Linked DNA regions of Homo sapiens: region 1 is linked to region 2. A link is a contact called in ENCODE Hi-C or POLR2A ChIA-PET data. All regions are on one chromosome and are shown on one strand. Each heading gives the region's core, a stretch centred on a gene start or an enhancer-like site at or near the end of the contact. The rest is flanking DNA. Distances are from core to core; before and after follow the strand shown. Region 1 overlaps UBAC2 (UBA domain containing 2). Region 2 has its middle 35 kb from the start of DOCK9-DT.

Region 1 (3,341 bases), core at 548-3,047, 330 kb after region 2:
GTCACCTACGTGACTTACAACCCAGCCCAGCCATCCCAGACCTAAGGGGTTCTTCCCTCTCCAGGGCAGGGCCTGCATGCAGTCCATGCTGCTGCCCTGTGTTGGTGACCTGTGTGTAGCCAGCCCATTATCAGCATCCTGTGGATTCCAAACCAAATGTATCATCAGTGGAGGGAGAGCTCAAGTGCCAGGTGGAGCTGTGGCCTAAAGTCACACTTCATCACTCCAGATTATGAATCGTCATTTGCCAGATCTCCAAATTGCTGAGTGTGGACAGCAAATGGATTCGTTTGTGCTGGCTGGGTGCAAAGAAGCAGCCAGTCCTCAGCTGCACTTGAAGTACTACAGGTAGTAGTAAAGGTAGCTTTTCCAAGCCGTTTAAATAAACGTCATTAAGAGTGGCCAAGTTGTTTGGGGGCCATGGCATCATGGTGGTGGATAGTAGGTGGAAGGAAGGCAGGCCAGCTCCCGTTTGGCCTGAGTTATCTCCACCAATGACAATGGTCCTTAACTGGAGGGAACATCATACAGGTTATTTCCACCCAAGATTGGAAAGACCACCTTGATCAGAGAGAGTTTTCCTTCCACATGACACATATCCAGCCTGAGTCCTCCAGCCCCTCTCCCTGCACAACCTGATGGAGGCTTGAGAAAGCACAGGGAGGAACACTTAGCTTGAAAATGTTCCTAAGGAAAAGGAAAGTGTGAATTCTGAGAACCAAGTGGCAGAATTGAAGTTTCACATCTGGCAAAAGCTTAAACAGATTATTATCAAATAGATGGTTTGTGAACGTTGAAAAGACAGCTGTGGTCTAGGACACCAAACCAATCCTGTTGGCAAGAGATCACCAAGACCTTTGACAACATCTCATCAGCTTATGAGAGATGTTGGTGACATGCAGAATGGATAATGATAGTGCAATGAAGTGGGTTTGAAACTGATTAAAAATGTTGATTAACCCCTTGAACACAGAGTTCTGGGCTCTTTGACCTGACGTGTTTGACATTTTCATCAATAATAACTTGAACAAAGTTGTAGAGGTTTACTAATCAAATTTAGGCATGATACAAGTTTGAGGGAGATGATTAACAGTAGATAACAAAATGAGAATTGAAAATAATTCATTTTGGTTGACTGGAAAATGATCAGATGGAATTTAACAGAGATATGTAGAGTCCTAGACTTAAAAGGTCAGGTAGGATTTGAGAGACCTGACTTGACAGCATTTTATGTGAAAATTCCTGAGTGTTTTCAGCAGGCCCAGCTTAACTGGCCACACCAGTGATGCAGCTCCTTACACAAGTGCATGCACAGGCACACACAACACATATGCACACTACTAATGCATTCCTCTGCTCTCATTGAAGCTAAGGGCCCAGACTGTTGGAGGGCAGTGGCCTCACTGCCCTGGTGAGACCACACCCGTGGTGTCACACTCAGTTCTGGGCGCGGTGTTCTGAGACGGTGTGCACAAATGGGAGGGGATGGGCTGAAAGGAACTGGATCCTGAAACACAGGAATGAGCAAAGGCAGCCACAGCCCTCATACTGGGAGTTCACAGTGGTGGGGAGAAGCTATCACCCCACAGACACAGCTGCAGGGAGCCCAGGACAGAAGGCAGTGGGGCAATGAGGACTTCGCTCTGGGGGCCTTCTAGTCTGGGAGACATGGAAAAAGGCAGGGGCCCCAAGACCCACCAGGGGAAGAGGAGTCATCAGGCTCAGGGCAGAGGGCAGAGACAGCAACACAGCAGAACAAGCCACGGTACCCACAGGCCTGGGTGGGGGCCGAGAAAAGCCAGTGGGTTGAGGGAGGAAGGAGAGGGCTGTCACACCCGCAAAGTGCTTTATGTAGGAAAAGAGAATAGGGTTGTTCTCGGTTACTTCAAAGGGCAAAATCAAGAGCTGTGGCATTGTGTGGATGGCAGCTTGTGAGGGGCAGAACACCAGGGTGGCAGCATTCTCAGCCACCTGGCAGTGAGGCCAGGGCACTCAGCCACAGCTGATGTGCATATGATGCATTAGTAGTGTGCATGTGTGTGTGTGTGCCTGTGCACGCTCTTGTGTAAGGAGCTGCATCACTGGTGTGGCCAGTTAAGCTGGGCCTGCTGAAAACACTCAGGAATTTTCACATAAAATGCTCTCGAGTCAGGTCTCTCAAATCCTGCCTGACCTTTTAAGTCTAGGACAGTACATATCTCTGTTAAATTCCATCTGATCATTTTCCAGCCAACCAAATGAATTCTTTTCAATTCTAGTTTTGTTAGCTACTGTTTTTTGTTTTTTGTTTTTTTTATCTACGACACTCTCTCCTCTGGTGGGAAAACAAACTAGAAGGTTTCTGCCTTTGCTCTACGCTGTCCACCAGCCCTGGGCAGCTGAGCATGAATCACCTGAGGGCGCCATAGTGTCCCAGGTGCTGGGCATCTTGCTGCTCCAGGACAGCCCTCCCCACCGCAAGGCATTTGGAAGACACCTGGCAGCCCTTCTTGGCTTCCTAGCCAGGGCTGTGCGTCAGTCCCCGTGCTAAGGGTTGAAAGCAACGTTCCGGGGAGGAGCACGCTCACTGCGTGCATTTGTAAGCCTAGTCCTCACCCACTGAGTGGTCCCATGACATGGGCGGCACCCCCCGTTTGGAAAAGCCCTGGCTGGACTCCAGCTTCTGAGCAGTGTCCACTGCGTGTCCCTGTTGGCCCTCAACTCTTCCCTAAGGCTTTTGGGGGAGGAGGGTCTGGGTGTCTGGGCCTGGGTGGTCACTGGGAGGTTCCCTCCCCCACCTGCCTCTCTACTCTCTGCACCTTCTTCCTCACCTTGCTGAGTCCTTAGGTTAATTTTGCTCAGAATATCCAGAGTTAGCCACTAGGCTGCGGGTGAAGTGGGATAGAGAGGAAGAACAGCAGGCTTTCTGGAGCCACATGCCCAGGCCCATGCCCGGCCCCTCCTCCAGCCACCCCATGCCATAGTCCCCATTCACACCCACTGAGTCCCCTGAGCAGAGGAAGGGGTGGTGATACTGGGCCCCTTCTCTTTCCACCATGTAGCACCAAGTAGCTCGCTCTCTTTCGGAAAGAAAAATTGGAAACTCTGACTAAGTCCTCAGGTGAACCCACAAAAGCCTCTTTAATGCGCAAGTGGCTAAAAAACTCAACATGTACAAGACTGTTGACTTTGATGAGGTGTTACTGCAAGTGCAGTTTATTTTAATATAAGTACAAAAAAAATGTATTCCTGTGGCAATCTGGGGCCATGAATATTTTTGTAATATATTCTTAATTGGGAAAAAAGGTTGCAAATAAGCTTTAGTAACATTGCCAATTTCAATACTGGAGACTGCCTGTAGA
Region 2 (3,344 bases), core at 319-2,818:
GAATCAGCTACAAACAGTATGACCTTGCATGACTAACTTATTCTCCCATCCAATCAACATGTCATGACCGGGCGCAGTGGCTCATGCCTGTAATCCCAGCACTTTGGGAGGCTGAGGTGGGTGGATCACGAGGTCGGAGTTCAAGACCAGCCTGGCCAACGTAGTGAAACCCTGTCTCTACTAAAAATACAAAAAATTAGCCAGACGTGGTGGCGGGCGCCTGTAATCCCAGCTACTCGGGAGGTTGAGGCAGGAGAATAGCTTGAATGCTGGAGGGGGAGGTTGCAGTGAGCTATTGCACCACTCCACTCCAGCCCAGGCGACATGCGAGACTCCGTCTCTAAGTAAATAAATAAAAAATAAACATGTCATAAGCACCCACCATGTTGTAGACACTAATGACAAGTCCCACAAACTCTCTCCATCTATCCCCTAGAGCAGCTGTAGCCCAGCCCACTTTAATGTGTCGTTGCTCTAAAACCAGCCTCCACTTCATATACATGGCCCCCCCAGGTGTTGGTAACCCTTGGATCCAAAGATGTCTGATTCTCAAAATCAAAGATTAAAACTTTTCAGAGACAGCTGCCAGGACGTAAGGCCAAGCACAAGCAGCTCATCCTGCACAGGTGGACGTAAGAAGGATGAAGAACTCAGTGGGAGACTTCCTCTCCATCACCTGCCCACCCAGCTTCCCAGCCCGCCTCTGCGAGGACCCCTCCCCTCTCCATCCAGCAATAAAGGGCTGTGCGAGCCACTGTGTTCTGTGCAACTTCCAGTTCCTCCACTGTCACCTGAAGCAATGGGGGAGGGAAGGGGAGGTAATAGTGGCCTTGAAAGGCTGAAGGGAAGCCTCTGGCATGTTCTTTGCCTAGGAGCCAGCTCAGTGCTTCCTTTGACACTGTGAGCTCTTCAGGCTCCCCCTTTCCCGCCAAAGCTCAGTTCTTGCTCTTTGCTTTACTGATTTCTGCTTGAGCCCACAATGCAGGCACAACACACCTGCAACTTCCTGAAAGTCCCTGAAGCAGACAGAGCCTGAGGAGGCACAACTTCTTCACCGAGGGCTTGGGGCCGAGTCCCAAGGACTTTTCATTCATTCTTCTACCTTCTCTCTTGAACCTCGCAATGGAAACATGAGGTCTGCAGCTTTCATACTAATGAAAATTTCATCCAAACAGGAAAGAAAAATACATCTTTTCAATACCCAGAACTTAAGGTTATCCGAATGCTCTAAAGGTCATTCGCTGATAGTGATACAAACATCCCAGGCAAACCAAGCAAAGCAGGAATGTGAATGATGAACACAACCTGCAGACGACTTGACTCAGCTGTAGAAATGAGACCTTCACCACCACTACACTCATCCTTTTCACCTGCAATTACTTCAAACCCCAGACAAAAGTGGTCCCAATTGCTCAGGATGATCCACAAAGCAAGTACACCCTATCAAAATTCAACCAATAAAAACTACATTTCCAGTTTGCAGCTAAAGAACATGTTCCACTAGTGGCAAAAAAAAAAAAAAAAAAAAAATCAGAACTCACAATCTGCTGAATTTCCTCATAACAAATTTGTTCACAAAAACACCAGAACCACAGGAAACACCACATATGAAAGAGAAATCAGTTGGCTTTTTGAAAATAAAGAAGACATGCAATGAGCAACAGAAGCCAAACTGATATTCAGCCAAGTACCATTCCTGTTTAAAGATTCAAAACATCCTTAATAACCATAAGTCATTAGCTCTCAGCACGACCAATTTTCCCCATGGAAATGCTTGACTATCAGAGCTGGGGGCTTCTAGTGGGGATGATGGGCACAGCTCCACAGCCCCTAGGGAAACATGAAGGCCCTGCAAGGGGCAGTGGATATGCAGCAAAGGTAGGAGTGTGCCCTGTCTAATGTCAGCATCCTGTGCTTCCACAGAGACCCTCACCCCTGGCCCACTACTCACTGCCTGGCCATGGAGTAGGATGGAAGGATCTCCTGGTAAACAAATGCCAGCACACAGCTTACTTCTCCCTGACCTCAGCTCCCCATCTCCCTAGATTCCACAAAATATTCTGCTATCCTAAATGATTTCAAAGTACAGACCACACTCCGTATCCAAGGGTTCCATGGTGTGAGGTGGTATCTCACTGTGGTTTTAATTTGCATTTCCCTGATGATTATTGATGTTGAGCATTTTTCCATATACCTGTTGGCCACTTGTATGTCTTCTTTTGAAAAATGGCTATTGCCCTTTTTTTTGGGGAGGTTTGTGGGGGTAGACACAGGGTCTCACTGTGTCACCCAGGCTGGAGAGCAACGCAGTGGTGCAATCATGGTTCACTGCAGCCTCGAACTCCTGGGCTCAAGTGGTCCTCCTACGTCAGACTCCTAAGTAACTGGGACTATAGACACATGCCACCACACCAGCCTTCTTTTTTTTTTTTTTTAAGTAGAGACCAGGGTCTCACTATGTTGCCCAGGCTCTTTGCCCATTTTTTAACTGAGTTGTTTTCTCACTTTGAGTTGAGTTTTTTATATGTTTTGGATATTAATCCCTTATCAGATGTACAATTTGCAAATATATCCTCCCATTCCATTGGCTGTCTCTCCACTCTATTGATGCTAATGAATTTCTAATGGTAGGTTTTTCAGGCCTCAGTAGGGATTCGCCGTTGGGATGAAGTCTCTCCCATTACTCCTTCAGTCAAACCACTTCCAGTTCCCAATTTCTTGGTTGTCTCCAGGAGCCCAGTTCCTAAACACACCTGAAAATAAAATAGATTACCACTAACATCACTCCTGCGCCCTCTCCCAGCTGCCACTGTGTTCACATCCCTACTGTCCTTTTCTATTGAAATCAGATAAGAATTATGTCCACAGTAACTTAAGCCACAGAGATTTCAAGAGCTTTGTTAAATGACAAAATTTCCTAAGCCTATACAAATTTGCAGGAGAGCAAAGAAGATAAATTTTGTCACTCTTGTTCAGAATTCTAAGCTACTATAAATAATTTCCCATGCAAATCACGTTTTGTGGCAGAAGGAAAAAACCAGCAACCTTAATACATATTTCTAAAATAGCTCATTATGCTTCTAAGAAAAAAACTTAGAATATAAATTTAATTATTCAAATTCAATATAATTTAATTAAATGTAATTGAATTAAATTGCTTTCTAAGGTATTCTTTCTGTAAGCCACTTGAACCAAGAAAGCCACCTGGTTTTATTTAAAGCCAATGGTAAGAACTTTCTGAGACAAGGAGAAACCTCTGTAACTCAGACCCTTGTACAAAAGAATTAAAGAAATTAAAACCGGGAACCAGGTTTCAGTAACTGCAGGAGGGTTCTCCTTCCTGC

What was found. A loop is a pair of places that touch in the nucleus more often than their neighbours do. ChIA-PET counts read pairs that join two places held with the same protein, here RNA polymerase II (POLR2A). Pooled maps may share reads with other maps.
Region 1: a pooled map shows a loop between it and region 2 (2.5-fold over the local background). The contact joins two enhancer-like sites. A Hi-C loop is called at or near these places in 2 of 50 pooled maps. POLR2A ChIA-PET finds 5 or more read pairs at or near these places in 2 of 52 experiments (CD8-positive, alpha-beta memory T cell and T-cell).

The regions. Positions count from the first base shown.
Region 1 is chr13:99,381,119-99,384,459 of GRCh38, forward strand. All of the region lies in intron 8 of UBAC2 (UBA domain containing 2), which reads left to right. Among named protein-coding and RNA genes, the nearest start is that of MIR623, 27 kb to the left of the region's middle. RefSeq lists a silencer at 2,217-2,511. Within about 2 kb of position 1,798, at least 7 of the 41 ENCODE cell types and tissues checked have a DNase peak (open chromatin) inside an H3K27ac peak, as active enhancers do.
Region 2 is chr13:99,050,348-99,053,691 of GRCh38, forward strand. It overlaps a transcript of DOCK9 not described here. Among named protein-coding and RNA genes, the nearest start is that of DOCK9-DT, 35 kb to the right of the region's middle. Within about 2 kb of position 1,569, at least 3 of the 41 ENCODE cell types and tissues checked have a DNase peak (open chromatin) inside an H3K27ac peak, as active enhancers do.